2 separate regions of the Mus musculus genome follow, and region 1 is linked to region 2. Evidence: chromatin loops called from intact Hi-C (ENCODE). Cell type or tissue: left cerebral cortex. All regions are shown on one strand.

Region 1 (8,000 bases), 200 kb before region 2:
AAAATCACTCATATCAGTCAATTATCAGTCTGTCTGTCTACTCTTCCAAAAGAGTCATCTGAAAGGCTAGTACCTGTTACTGAACTGTTACTATTGAAATCCACAGTCTGAGAATACGGAGAAGAGAGTATCTCACTTACAAAAGAGCGAAGCTCAGAGAGTATATTAGATATAGTTGCATTGGGATCGTCGTATTCTTGAGGCTGCTCAAAGGCACGGCCAGTTTTGTTGATCAGCCACGCAGCAAGAGTGCAAAACATGTAGAACTGCTCGCCTGGGTTGGTAGGCAGAGCAAAGTAGTGTCTGTTTCAAAGGAAGGGAGGATTGGATGTGTAAGCTAAAGCAAGTCAACAGTGAGTAAGTCCAAAGTTGCTAATTGTCCCTCAAGCATCCTTCATTAATACTCTTGAACGATCTAGTGATTCACGGCACTCAGAACGTTTCGAGCTAGTATCAAGGGACAATCCCTACAGCACACAAAATATTTGACCAAAACCCCCTACAACCAGGGAATGGAAGGTAGTAATTTTTGAGAATGGCATGAAGGTTTGGTCAAAATCAATTAACTGGTCATGAGTAAGTTCCTCCGCCCCCCAAGTGGCAACTGTGGATTTAAAGAGACTAATAACTTAGCATGTTTTTACTGGTTGTAGCCTACCAGCTATGCCAAACATCTTAGCTACATATTCCAATCAACTCCTTAAAGTGCTGCCAGGAGCGTCTTCCCTCAGTCCTGCACAACCATAACTTATGGGAATGGAACCCTACACAGGTACATTTCAGAGGTTCCCAACTTAGATGGTGCAGGGTTTCAGAAAGGAACAAGAACCTCCATGAGGTCCCCACACGTCACCACTGCTGCACTTTGCTAATTCCATTACTGTACTAGATATGTTCCCATGAGGGTAGATTTGTACAGAGCTAAGGAGGACATAAAAGGTACAACTAGCATCATCCAAAAGGTGAATCAGAGATCTGCTTTGTTTTCTCTATGTTGCTATCACTATTACATACATATATATATACACATATATATAATATGAATTTAAAGAGACTAATGACTTATGTTTTTAAATGTGTGTGTATGTATAAAACCAATTACATAAGAATCAGTGATCTATACTTCTATTTTCTAAACTTTTTCCATCCAGAAAGTATAAATGTTCAGGTACAGGTTTACAAGGAATTTACCCACCAATAACTGTTTATTCCTTATTATCACTCCTTGAGGCCAGAGGAAGGGACACTGACAGATACTGTGGGCCTGTGATGGGGATTCGGCAGCATGAAGGTATATCAGAATCACCTACAGATGTTTTATCTCCAGACCTTCTGAAAAGGCAGACCTGGACAAGAGCCTGACAACTTCTTCCTACATCCCCAGGTGATGTGGACGTGCTAGTCTGATGGTGACACCTTGACCTACTGGCTAGAATATCTCCACACAAATCCGTGGTACAAAGTGTCTTGCTCAAGCTTTGAGTTTCAGTACAGCAAGGCATTAATAAGAGCTCGTTAATAATATTACTATTAATAGTAAGTCCACTTTCCCTTTGTTTGACAGATAAATTTGAAAAACTTAACACTTTTATCCCCACCAAAAATGTTGGCCATCTATATTACTATGACCAATTTATTTTAAATAATAATCCCAATCTAGAAACTTCTATTATGGATCAGGATCAAGATGATCTTTCTTCTCTAATTTTTCTCCTTTTACAGACTAACTTGGCATTGTGGGCAGATTTTATACAAGAATTCTTCCAGACCTGTCTGGAAGAGGGTAAGAGCTTAAAACTGCCAAGAGAAATGATATGTGTCCCATTGATGGAAAAGAAAGTACGATAAATAACTCTTTAATTTCTTCTTACAGAATAAAACAAACACGGGATTTAGAGGGAAAAAAAAGCAATAGAACACAGTTATCACTAAGCTACCATGATTACAGGAGGGACTTTTGTCTATCACTCTTGACAACTATAGGCTCTGCCTTGGGGATATTCCAAACTTTCCCCACTACCGCAAGCGGGAACTTTAGGTCCTATATTGAGGGCCATTCCAAACACTTATTTCATTTGCCTTCTCCACTTCCCATTTTCTAAGAGTATTGTTGCAAAAGCACTAAGTCGTTTGAACCATAGTAATTAGCCCACAAGTTTACTTACTACATAACAAGTGCTGCTCAGAAATGTCCTAAGTATTCACAGTTGTTAGTTTACAAAGTCTAGCAAAGGAAAACATAAACTAGAAAGAGATCTAAATGATAAGGGCGCTCATCGCTAGAGATAGGTTTTTCTACCCTTTCTACTTTGGGTATTTTATTATATTTAAAACAAGATTTGTGTTTGGTAGACGGTGCGTGACTGTTTTGAAAAATGGGCAGACTGTCTTCCCCAGTCCTCCCTGCCATTACAAAACTTGTTTACTTTCTCCACAAAATGATCAAGTCTGAAAAACTACACCTTCCACAGTGCGGAAGTTTCCTTCCTGAGCACAGAAGCCAGAGGAAGGGATGTAAGGACCCCCGCGCGGGGTCTTCGCCTCACCTAAGGGGGAGCGTCCCCCTGGGGTCCAGCCAGCACCCGGCGCTGGGGGCAAGGCACGCACCTGGACGGGGGCTTCAGATTGCTCTTTCGGAGTAGCTCCTCCTCGTAGCGGAGCAGCTTCAGCTTCTCCACTAAGTCTTCCATCACCACGAACATGTGGTAGGCCGCTCCTGGCCCGCGCTCCACCACAGCCTCCCCTGCGCCTTCCCCGCGAGCCCGAGACACCCCATCGTCCAAGCCCGACGGCGGGATCACCGCGGCCGCGGCGGCCATCCCTGCTCAGACCCCCAGCGCCCGGCTGGGCTCCGGCCAGGATCTCTGCAGCCTTCGCCGCCCGCACCCCACAGACCGCACAGTCCCCACCGTTACCAGGCAACCGCAGGGCAGCCGGTCACCACGGCAACCAGACCCGCCTCCTTCGCTCCCAGCCGGCCTCTCTAAATTTTCACCAATCAAAGCTGGATTCTTACGTGACGTCACGCCATGCTGGTCCCTGGCCTAGGGGGTAGCTCCGCCCTATGGGCGTGGCGCATCGTCCCCCACCTCTTCCGCCTCTCCCGCGCGCCTTAAAGGCGTAGGGTCCCCAGCTATTTAGCGCTGCATGCTGAGTACAGCCAAGAGGAGCACAGGATCTGGTATTCTGCTCAGGGCTGCTGAATGAACAGACATCTGGTCATCGAGGTAGCAATTCAAAGGACTGAAACGAAGCAGAACAGAGTGTTGGAGGTTATGCTTGCTCAGTGATTCTTGTTTTATTTTCTCAAAGTGGGAAGTTGTGGTGAAACTCGCTGTCCTTAGGTTCACATTACCTCAGAAATTCCACCCGCAAGACTGCTAGTCTATTTCTTAACTTAATTGCTTATTAGATAGTGCTAGACTTACGAGTATATTCTAAATAAGACTTAAAGTCTTACAATGATCTTATCTCACTCCATTAGGAAAGCGGTTGCTTGGAAGAGGGCAGCTTGGGAAAAGATTTATACCACACACACATTGGCCTCAATCTGTTCCGAGCCCATGCAGATTTAAATTCTTGAGTACTAATGAAATCCCACAAAATATAGTATCTGGAAAGGAAGTGCTGCATTGTAGCACTTACATTTAGATAAGAACATTTCTGCTATTATGTCAGCACGTATTGACCTAGAAAACACATGGAGACATAACTGACCAGGGATGTGACTTATCCTTACAATAAAGTACTGCATCAGGCAATCTTTCTTGTAGTTAAAGATAAGAAGTGAAGCGAAGAGAAGTTGCCTAGCTACTTCTTAAGATAACTCAGAAGCAAGAGGTGTAACATTTGTCTGATTAACCCTGTGCCTGTTAAGGGGTCATCAACAGCTTATATCACACCCTAAATAATGTAGCAGGATCATATTTTTGACATAATTAAAATCTGAATCATATTTGTAAAAATCCTTGTGATAAAAGGAAGAGTTTTTCTTTCTAATCAGCCTTGTTTCTAATGCTAATAAAGGTATCCAAATGAAAAACATTGCTATTCATCAAATAAAAGACACACATAAAACTACTGATTTATGTAGAAAATAAAATGGAGATGAGAAATCCAAGGATAACTGGGTAATTGCACGCCTCACAGGTGGAGGTCAGAGGACAACCTTCTATATCAGTCCTCAACTACTACTTTGAGACAGACAGCTTTTCTGTAAACTTTTTTTAAATTTCTTTTGTTTTAATTAGGTATTTATTTCATTTACATTTCCAATGCTATCCTAAAAGTCCCCCGCCCACTCCCCCACCCACCCATTCCCACTTTTTGGCCCTGACATTCCCCTGTACTGAGGCAGATAAAGTTTGCAAGTCCAAAGGGCCTCTCTTTCCACTGATGGCCAACTAGGCCATCTTTTGATACATATGCAGCTAGAGTCAAGAGATCCAGGGTACTGGTTAGTTCATATTGTTGTTCCACCTACAGGGTTGTAGATCCCTTTAGCTCCTTTGGGTACTTTCAATAGCTACTCCATTGGGGGCCCTGTGATACATCCAATATCTGACTGTGAGCATCCACTTCTGTGTTTGCTAGGCCCTGGCATAGTCTCACAAGAGACAGCTATATCTGGGTCCTTTCAGCAAAATCTTGCTAGTGTATGCAATGGTGTCAGCGTTTGGAAGCTGATTATGGGATGGATCCCTGGGTATGGCAGTCTCTAGATGGTCCATCCTTTTGTCTCAGCTCCAAACTGTGTCTCTGTAACTCCTTCCATGGGAGTTTTGTTCCCAATTCTAAGAAGGGGCAAAGTGTCCACACTTTGGTCTTCGTTCTTCTTGAGTTTCATGTGTTTAGCAAATTGTATCTTGGGTATTCTAAGTTTCTGGGCTAATATCCACTTATCAGTGAGTACATATTGTGTGAGTTCTTTTGTGATTGTGTTACCTCACTCAGGATGATGCCCTCCAGGTCCATCCATTTGCCTAGGAATTTCATAAATTCATTCTTTTTAATAGCTGACTAGTACTCCATTGTGTAAATGTACCACATTTTCTGTATCCATTTCTCTGTTGAGGGGCATCTGGGTTCTTTCTAGCTTCTGGCTATTATAAATAAGGCTGCTATGAACATAGTGGAGCGTGTGTCCTTCTTACAGGTTGGAACATCTTCTGGATATATGCCCAGGAGAGGTATTGCTGGATCCTCCAGTAATACTATGTCCAATTTTCTGAGGAACCACCAGACTGATTTCCAGAGTGGTTGTACAAGCTTGCAATCCCACCAACAATGGAGGAGTGTTCCTCTTGCTCCACATCCTTGCCAGCATCTGCTGTCACCTGAATTTTTGATCTTAGCCATTCTGTCTGGTGTGAGGTGGAATCTCAGGGTTGTTTTGATTTGCATTTCTCTGATGATTAAGGATGTTGAACATTTTTTTCAGGTGCTTCTCAGCCATTCGGTATTCCTCAGGTGAGAATTCTTTGTTTAGCTCTGAGCCCCATTTTTTAATGGGGTTATTTGATTTTCTGGAATCCACCTTCTTGATGTGTGTGTGTGTGTGTGTGTGTGTGTGTGTGTGTGTGCGTGTATATATATATATATGAATGATATTAGCCCCCTATCTGTGTGTGTGTGTATATATATATATATATATATATATATATATATATGATATTAGCCCCCTATCTGATTTAGGATAGGTAAAGATCCTTTCTCAATCTGTTGGTGGCTTTTTTTGTCTTATTGATGGTGTCTTTTTCCTTACAGAAGCTTTGCAATTTTATGAGGTCCCATTTGTCAATTCTCGATCTTACAGCACAAGCCATTGCTGTTCTATTCAGGAATTTTCCCCTGTACCCATATCTTCGAGGCTTTTCCCCAATTTCTCCTCTATAAGTTTCAGTGTCTCTGGTTTTATGTGGAGTTCTTTAATCCACTTAGATTTGACCTTAGTACAAAGAGATAGAAATGGATCAATTCACATTCTTCTACATGATAACCACCAATTGTGCCAGCACCATTTGTTGAAAATGCTGTCCTTTCCCCACTGGATGGTTTTTGCTCCCTTGTCAAAGATCAGGTGACCATAGGTTTGTGGGTTCATTTCTGGGTCTTCAATTCTATTCCATTTGTCTACTTGTCTGTCGCTATACCAGTACCATGCCATTTTTATCACAATTGCTCTGTAGTACAGCTTTAGGTCAGGCATGGTGATTCCACCAGAGGTTCTTTTATCCTTGAGAAGAGTTTTTGCTATCCTAGGTTTTTTGTTATTCCAGATGAATTTGCAGATTGCCCTTTCTAATTCGTTGAAGAATTGAGTTGGAATTTTGATGGGGATTGCATTGAATCTGTAGATTGCTTTTGGCAAGATAACCATTTTTACTATATTGATCCTGCCAATCCACGAGCATGGGAGATCTTTCTATCTTCTGAGATCTTCTTTAATTTCTTTCTTCAGAGACTTGAAGTTCTTATCATACAGATCTTTCACTTCCTTAGTTAGAGTCACACCAAGGTATTTTGTATTATTTGTGACTATTGAGAAGGGTGTTGTTTCCCTAATTTCTTTCTCAGCCTGTTTATCCTTTGTGTACAGAAAGGCCATTGACTTGTTTTAGTTCTGTAAACTTCTAAGGCAGCAGTTCTCAACCTTGTGGGTCACAAGACCCCTCTTGGGTGTGTGTGGGGTCACATATAGGATATCCTTCATATCAGATATTTGTATTATGATTCATAACAGTAGCAAAATTACAGATATGAAGTAGCAATGAGAACAATTACATGGCTGTGGTCACTACAATATGAGGAACTGTATTAAAGGGTTATAGCCTTTCGAGAACCACTGGTCTAGGGGATTCTCCCATCTCTGCCTTCTATATTTCTGTAGAACTGTAAACCCACACTATAGTCCTCCTGTTTATATAGGTTCTGGGGAATTGAACTTAAGTCTACACACCTGCAGCACAATGTTTACCCACTGAGCTGTATCCACAACCTTAGAACCGCTTTTTAAATAGCCTTGCTTTGTAAGTCATGAGCTAGTGGCTATTAGTAGAGACAAATGGAGAGATTTAGTTTGCTTCTACCCCCTGTCAAATTAGCTTTTAATTTTCTTAGCTATCCTACAACAGTGATTACCCCCAGACATGACCATATTTAATGACCACACATGGAAGTTGAGAGCCTTACAAGATGAAGATGAAGCTTTTTAGAAATAAAATAAGAGTCACAAATATTCATACAAACAACAAGCGTTTCATGGGTTTTAAATGACTCTTGAAAGGCTCTGGGATAGCAGGGGTGGGCGTTCCCTCAGAGCATGCTGCCTGCATGAGGTGTTCTGACATCTCGGAAGGTTATGCAGCACAGTAGGAAATAGTCAAATACTGCTTCGTAGATGACTTTCTATACTGTATGTATTTTGACTTGGCGGGAAGTTATACTTTTTCCAGAATCCAGCCATTTCCTTCCCAGACTTGGTCTGGTTTGCAAGCAGGTAAAGAATTAGTTTTCCATTGAAAATGTGAAGAAAGGAAAAAAAGAAAGAAATGAAGAAAGGAAGGAAGGAGAAAGAAAAAAGAGGGAGGGAGGGAAGGAGGGAGGGAAGGAAGGACAGAGGAAAGAACTAAGGAAGGACTAAAGTATAAACTATTCCCAATAATTCTGGCACATAAACAATAAAAAGAGAGAAAATTAAATTCTTCACCACATTATGGTTTCCCACAGAGGGAAAATAGAAAAGAACATAGAAATATCATTTAACTTTAATAAGCAGAGATGTTTCCACATGTCCTTATTTATCTGTAAGAGCTGCCGACAACTGACAGCCCTTTTCTTGGTGGAAATAGTTCCCTTCATGAGAATATCCACTCATATCCTCTTCCGAGTTATCTCAGTGACGGGGAAGCTCCATACTGTATTTTTAATAGCTTTTTTTTTTTTTCTGCAAGACTAACCCTGTGACTATGGTGTCAGATAGGGCTGAAAGAGATTGGAAT
Region 2 (8,000 bases):
GCATGGGCAACCTACCAAGGAGCACATCCCTGGAAGAAAAGGAACTATCCTCCCAGCAGCCATCAATAAGAATAGCTTGGAGGTGGGGCCTGTGAGTTCCACGCCCATCTCTGCTGGAATTTTGATTGGCTTGATTGCCTGCAGGCAACTAGGGCACCTTTGAGTTCCTGAGTGTGGAGGTCTTATCAAGTCTAGAGGAGGCTGTGTAACATCTGTTCCGTCATTTCCCTACCAATGGGTCCATGCTGGGTCACTCGGGAATTAGTGAGTTCAATCACAATTTGCTACATTATTAAGGTCTGGTCGAGTCTCCGCCCTCTGTTGCTTTCTCTGTCCCTTCAATTTTCTGGGTTCTGTATTATCAGACTGCCTGAGTTTCTATGGAGATTACAGAAGCATGACCTTGAACCTCATCCTGCTTTCTGGTGATAATTTCCTTTGAGGTCTAAAATTTGTCTTATTATTCTTGATTGCTTGGACTTTCGTGACTACATATATTTTCCCTTGGAATTCTACGCCCTTTCCTCCTTGCACTAGACTCAGACTGAATCACACGATTAGGGAAGGGCATTTGCTGCAATCTGCACTCGTACAGAGCAGCGAGGGTCTGGGGTGGTGCGCACTGTTTTGTGAGATGCTCATCTGTCCTTTCTGGATGTACTGATTATAGCCACTGTGAGTCATCAGCTAACGCGCGTATACTGAGCTCATGCCAGAGCCTCAGCCGCCCCTTCCTTTTCCCGCCCATCACAGCTCATGATCCCTTCAGCTTTCTCCTCTTAACCTTAGCTGTTTGGATCTCTGACTTCCTTTGCACTGATGATTATAATTGGGAAGCTGTTCTCCGACATTCGGATGTACCTGATGCGACACAGACTCTCTGCGGATTCAGTTTCCTCACAGAGTTTATTTATAGCTGAGGTTTGACGTTACCTGAAATCAAGCTTTTTTTTTTTTTCTCCCTTGCAAAAGTACTTTCAGTTTTTGTTCTTTGTGGAAGGAAGTAGGACAGACTTCAAGGCACAGTATTTTTGCAGTGCATCAGAACCTTCTTTGAGAGCTTGATTCGCAGTCTTTCAAGTAGACCAGATTTTCTCACCACAGTCAATTCTATGAAATGCCAGAAAGCAAGAGCTAGGCTAACTCAAACACACAAGCAGCCAAATTTAGCTTGACACCCTTATTAAATATTGACCTCATGGGAACTGAGGCTGAAAACAACCTTTGAGAAAGAAGCCAGTCTACACATTAATGGGCTTCCTTTGTTTTGGTTTTGACTGTCCTTTAGTTGCCTAGCCAATATATTGAAACCAAGTTAAACTTCAGGCTCAAACGATTTCCTTTTTAACACATAGCTTTGACCTAGGGGAACTAATCAGATAGATAATATAATTGTTGTTAATCACCCGAGTTTGTAATTGTACCTTTGATCTGTATGCTGAGAAACACTTTGGCAATGTTGACTCCCTCCCCTCCCTCCCCACCTTCTGTAGTTGGTGGGCTTTTTGTTTTGTTTTTGTTTTGATTTGTTTTATCTCCCACCTTCCCCCTAGAAGCTAAGCAACATAATGTGTGAAGTCACCAACTTGCCATGACAGAATAAAGAAGAGATCCAGCAAATGGGAGCCTATGTCACTTAGTTACACTAACACCATTAACACTCAGTCCTTTCAGTAGGGATGCATCAAGCAGCCATAGTTTTGCCTTTGCCCTTTCCCTGTAGCAGGCAGGGACTTGCAAACACTTCTTTCTTTCTCATCTGACAGGTGTTTCTTCCATGCTTCAGCATCTTCAGTTTTTTGACACCTAAGAAAGGGATTTGAATTCAAGGATACTCGAATTCTCTCTCACCCCGCCCCCCTCTGCGTGTGTGCGCGAGTGTGTGTGTGTGTGTGTGTGTGTGTGTGTGTGTGTGTGTGTGGCCTGTGAGTGCATTTTGATGTTTTCCTGGGGCCTCATATGACAGCTGAACATAAGAAAATAAAACCTGCAGCTATTAGCATTGTTTGCTCCATGTGAATGATATCGCACTAATGCCCTAGGTTCTAGAGCTCAGTGAGACTGGTTTTTGTTTGTTTGGGTTTGGTTTTGGTTTGCTTTGTTTTTTTGGCAAGACCCCAAACCTTGTCCTAAAGGCAGCCACATAGGATGTACTCTGTTCCTGAGAAGATTCCGAAACCCACAGCCGCTGCTCATCAGCGCGAGGGTGCAAACCTCTGGTTTTCTGTTTCTTCCTTTTCTTCTCAAATTCTGCTTCCGCTTCTGAGAGTTGAAGCTGCCGTGACGGAGACTCTTCTCATCTCACTCCAGAGCTCTCTGAAGTGAATATGTTAAAGGCATCCAACGAAGGCCCTGCCTGAATTGAACTTTTGGGGTTCTTTAAATCTCAAAAATCTCCATTGCTGAAGCAGCTCTCTTCAGGGTTCCTGGGAGAGCTCTGGGTTCAAACTAGACCCTAAAGGTTAGAACAGGATGGACTAGTTGTTTGTACAGGCCATATTTTTCCCCTCACGGAACTGAGGTTCTTAGGCTCAAGAACTGGAATTCTAAAGTAGTTTTTAAAATAGAAAACTTCCAGGTTGGATGTGACTATATTTAGATGCTTACATTTATTACGCTTGAATTTTTCTAGAATATTCCACTTTTAGGAAGACTCAGCCAAGGGTATTAGAAATGTAGAACAAGGAAGGATGCAACTCCTAGCTGGGCCCTTATGTTTAATTATAGACATTACAGACAGATAGAGGGAAAAGCATTTAGGGAACAAGCAACACAGTAGTGCCCTAATGCCACCAAATGCAGAATAAAATGGTTCAGGATGCACTTAACAGATTTTACTGTGTAAAGGACTCTTATTATGGTAGGAAGATCTACTGAATCTCTGAGTAGTTAGATAAAGGTGAAGGATTTATTCCCAGGACTGTTATAAAGATGCCCCTACTTTTAACATGTTCACTTTAAGACTTGTTCCAAAGACAAAATGTATATAAAAGAATAAGAAATGCAAACAAAACATTGCTAGATATTAATGACATGAGAACCTAAGTGGACTACTGTCTATTGGCCAGTTAACTCTGTCCAATTCTAATTGGCCAGTTCTAACGATGAACCAAACTCTGTAGCCCGAGGAATGCTTACCGTTAGCTTTCAAAGCAAAACAGAATAATAATTCTCAAATAAAAAAAGTTACATCTCCTTTGTTATCTTGGTGCTGACTTCAGTATAAACCCCAAGCAAACACTTAGATAAGAACGTACTCAGAGGGAATGGTAAGTCTCTTCAAGAGGAAATGGACACCTTTAACCTTCTACAATGCACTGAGAACATGAAGGTTTAGAGGAGTTCACCGGGGATAACTTGAGTTTATATATATATATATATACACACATTAATTCTTAGGCCTTTTAGCTATAGCTCAAGAACTGGAATTCTAAAGTAGTTTTTAAAATAGAAAACTTCCAGGTTGGATGTGACTATATTTAAATGCTTACATTTATTATGCTTGAATTTTTCTAGAATATTCCACTTTTAGGATGAATCAGTCAAGAGTATTAAATGTAGAACAAGGAAGGATGCATATATATATATATATATATATATATATATATATATATATATATATATATATATATTCTTGTAAATGCATGCCCTCAGATCCATTATGAGGGAATGACTCCATGGAAGGAAAGAAAGAAGAAAGGGAGGAAGAATGGAAGGAAGAAAGGAAATTAGAAAAAAAGGAACTGCATATTATTATTAGGTGGATGGGGAAGGAGGGTGTCTGAGTGCGTTCAGGAAGGAATTGGGACAGGGGTTAATAAGTTCAAAATATGTTGTATGAAATTCTCAAACAAATAAAAAGAAACCCCCAATACATGGCCAAGTTGATAAAGCCATGCCCTGATGAGGCTGGTAGAATATACTGCCATCTAGTGGTACTAATGGAATGAGCGCTGTGTCCTCAATGTCACCCTCTGGGCTGAGTGATGGTTGACTGAACGCACTAGAAGGAAGATATACTACACAGAGCTAAAGCTGGCAGTGGAAAAGTACCTTACGTGTGACTTTTTAACCACTGAAGCCTTATAGCTAACATAGCTGTTTCAGTGGGCCCCCAGAAAGGATAGTCAGAGAGTCAAAGACAGGAAGTAAAGAAAACAGTTCATCAAGCAAATGAGAGCTAGTCTTCCAGGGACACCACTCTACCACCTGAACTCATTCGATTATGGGAAAATATTCATTATACAAACATGGAAAACACAAAGGAATAAGTATGACCTAGAACCAGCTGAGCTGGCCACTGGAAAGCTGCACACAGTGCCGAGTGGACACATCTGCCTCCCTGGCTTCTGATAGAGTTGTAGTGCTGAGGTGGATCTAATGACACTGCTTGTACAGGTGGTCTCTCAGTCTTTATCATAACTATGTCTTCCTAAAGGTCTTTGCCTGAAATTAGTTGCTGAGCCTTTTATTTCCTGTCCTGGTGGTGGTATAGAGAGCTGCTGAATTTCAATGAGTCAATGTGTCTACAGTTGAAGGTTGAATCAAGAAGATGGAGTTCATCTGGGAGTCAAGAGGTTACATAGGGTTTATTAACCAACTTGTCAGTTCACTTGTTCAGTCTTCTCGGAAATGAGGGCATTTTCAGGATTCTCCCAATTATGTAGCCTACCCCAGGGACAAAGCCAGATACTGTTTGTGACCTTTGTATCTTAACACTGAAGATTCTACCAAATAGGCTGGGCTTTCAGAAACATTGTCTGAGAATACCACATAGAATCTCATTCAAAACCTATCTAAGGTCTTTCTTTGGGCCAAGGGAAAGTGATTCTAGCTGATTGTTTGAAGAGGAGATAGCTATGAGAATATTTAGTCTTTTGACTAAAAAAAAAAAAAAAAAAAAAAAAAACCAAATAAACAGCATTTTACCTGTATGGATGTTTTGCCTGCATATGTGTATACTCATTAGTGGCATGCCTAGTGTCTTAGGAAGTCTGAAGAAGGTGTCAGATCCCCTGAGACTGGAGTTATGGACATATGGGTAGGTGCCATACTGTGGTACATGTTAATTCGGGAAGGCTGATCTTCCCTAGTGTATTAGTCAGGATTCTCTAGAGTCATAGAACTTATGGGTAGTCTCTATATAGTAAAGGGATTTGGTGATGACTTATAGACTGTATTCCAACTTCCCAACAATGGTCCGCTGCAGCTTTGAGTGGAAGTCCAAAGATCTAGCAGTTGCTCAGTCCCAGAAGACAAGCAGGAAAAGAAGAGAGAGGATCTTCCTTCTTCCAATGTCCTTACGTAGGTCTCCAGCAGAAGGTGTGGCCTAGATTAAACGTGTGTACCACCACACCTGGACCTGGGACCTGCTTTATCCCAGATGACCTTGAACTCCGAGATCTCCTTGCTTTACTCTCCTGGGATTCATAGCCACTATACCCCAAGATCTCCATGCCAAGATCCAGGTCAGAAACTTGTATCTTCTGGCCTCAAGATCAGGATCACAAGTGAGTCTTCCAATTCTGGATTGCAGTTCATTCCAGATATAGTCAAGTTGACAACCAGGAACAGCCACTACACCAAGGAAGAATTTCCTTTCCCTTCTGATCTACCTCTGTTTCTTCCAGTGTGGCCTGGGCTTTGGCCTCTTATTGATTCAATAACATGACCTTTTCCATTTCTGCTAAATTCTTGATGCGGTTTCAAATCTGGTTCATGAGACTAGAAACTAGCTCTGGGGAGAGAGGAAAGACCATCTATGTTGGAGAGGAGGTTTCATCTCTGTTCCATGATATCAGCACAACTTTCTCTACAAAGGACTACTGGGACCAATTTTATCCTTGGTAACTTTACGGCAAGGCTACCCATTACTGTTACTTTAAGTTAGAAGGCATCCCTTCTATGATATATTTTTTTGCCAGCTGCCAGAAATGGTCTCAATAATTGATGAAGGTTGGGGTCCTCAGAGCCTAATTCAGAGTTTTGTGCCTTGCACATATGTATGCATACATATAACTTCACATAGTTCTGCTTCTCAGGAGCCATGTCAGATTCTACACAGAGTTCCTCTCACATATAGACCCCAGACCAGGAATTCCTGCACTTCAGTGGGTGTGCTAGATTCTACACAGAGTTCCTCTCGTTTACAGACCCCAGTCCAGGAATCCCTGCACTTTAATTGGTGTGCTTCTCTGTTGATACCAGTGTCTCATTGTGCCAGTCACCAATCAACACTGGGATAGAAACTTTAAGCATAAGCAGGACACCATCCACCAGCAGCCAAAGCATGATCCCAGACAGTCCAGCCAGCCAGATGGGGTTCTAGAAGGACAGTAGCTTTCACTCAGACACAGGGCAGTTCTAGTGAGCCTCTCATAAACACAAGCCTTTGACAGCGAGTCAGCCAGAAAGTGGCAAGCCTTAGACACCTGATACTACACTACTGTGGTTGGTTCAGATTTTTCCTGAAGAGAGGCTCTATTCTCTAAAAGATATGGAGCAGGGCCAAATAGTACCAGGAATTCTGGAGCCAGAAGAATGAGAGTCAAGAACACATCTGCTCCTCTGTTTCTGAAGTCATATGCTATAATGAGTTAAGCCAAGAATGTTAAAAACTTACAATACTAAAGACATCAAGTGAAAACTCTTGGGTTAATAATAATCATTTCCTGCTTGGAGAAAATGTAGGGGAAGTTTGCCTCAACTCTGACTATGCCTTACAATCACCGGCAGAGCTTAAAACAGAACAAAACAAGCCCCCATATTCCAGTCCTACCCTAAGTATGGGAATTTGCTTCACCTGAAAGCCTGTAAAAAATGCAAATTTGCAGGCTCCATCCACTGAATCAGAAATTCTGTGGTGGGCTTGGCTTCCTGTTCCCAGGTGGTTACATGGCTGAGTTTGGGGGCTACAGTTCTAACACATCTCACAGCCCAGTCAGAGCCGGTCAAGTACAACACAGGTCAACAGAGAAGACTCCAGTCAGAGCTGGTCAAGTACAACACAGGTCAACAGACAAGACTCCAGTCAGAGCTGGTCAAGTACAACACAGGTCAACAGAGAAGACTCTGAGAGCAACAGATTGGCTTCCAAAGCACATCATGCACACCACATTGGCTCCACAGGAAGCATCCTGCTTTATTGGCTTGCCGTTTGGCAGCATATTCAAAATTTAAAATTCATTCCTTTAACCCAGAAATTTCATTTCTAGGGATTCACTCGTCTGCACTATTTTTACCAATGTGCAAATGTATGTGTATGATGTGGCAATGCAGAAATCCTTGCCATTGTGGCTAAGCAGATCTGGAAATGAATAAGGTACAGTTAAGGAAGCATCCCTCATCCTTAATAGAAAGGCTACATAATAGCCTTTTATATTTGGGGATATGTGTGTTTACAGAGTATTGTGGGCTCATGATGGGTGTCCTTATGTATATGTGTGTGCGGGCCAAAGGTCAACCTTGAGTGTCATTCTTCATTGCTAGTCATCTTTTTTTCAAGACAAGATAATCCAATGGCCTGGAGCTTGCCAAGAAGTCTCAGATGGCTCCTCCCACCCCCCATCTCTACCTCTCAGCTCTGGGATAGCACACCTCTGACACACCAGAATTTTTGTGCTTTATTCTGGGCATTGGAATCATGCCCCTGATGGAGTTACTGACTGAGTTACTTTCATAGCCATATACAGCTTTTTAAAAGTATGTGGCAGGTCTTCGTGAGTGTAAATGGATGGGACAAGAACAGATCATATTGAGTGAGGTAACCCAGACCTGGAAAGATAAATGTCACATGTAATTTCTCAGCGGAGACTCCCAGCTCCAAGTCTCCAGATGTATGAACATAGCTGGTAGTAACTGCAGAAAATAAGAAAGTAAAATGGGACCATTGCCAGGAAAGGGGTGTTGGGGAGCAAAGCAGGGAGGTGCATAGGGGGATACAAGTGATCTGATAGGGGAAATGGGGGAGGGGGCTCTTTATGGATGGGGGAAGGACAGAA

The links. Peaks named below come from ENCODE experiments on the same cell type or tissue, not always from the same donor. Only the 100,000 strongest peaks of a DNase experiment are listed, where the experiment ranks them.
Region 1: a loop joins it to region 2, with 3 times the contacts of the local background. A loop is called at or near these places in 5 of 42 quality-filtered maps.

What each region holds. Positions count from the first base shown.
Region 1 is chr16:49,694,157-49,702,156 of GRCm38, reverse strand. Ift57 (intraflagellar transport 57) reads right to left here and starts at 2,863. Exons shown (of 11, transcript NM_028680.3): 1 at 2,608-2,863; 2 at 141-303. The coding sequence starts at 2,819. In left cerebral cortex, no CTCF peak of the experiment used is centred here; DNase peaks (open chromatin) are centred at 3,018 and 3,497; H3K4me3 peaks cover 2,887 bases; H3K27ac peaks cover 1,128 bases.
Region 2 is chr16:49,496,971-49,504,970 of GRCm38, reverse strand. No RefSeq gene overlaps it. Among named protein-coding and RNA genes, the nearest start is that of Gm4802, 88 kb to the right of the region's middle. In left cerebral cortex, a CTCF peak has its summit at 3,929 (motif pointing left); DNase peaks (open chromatin) are centred at 6,519, 6,883, 7,221, 7,567 and 3 more places; H3K4me3 peaks cover 575 bases; H3K27ac peaks cover 1,475 bases.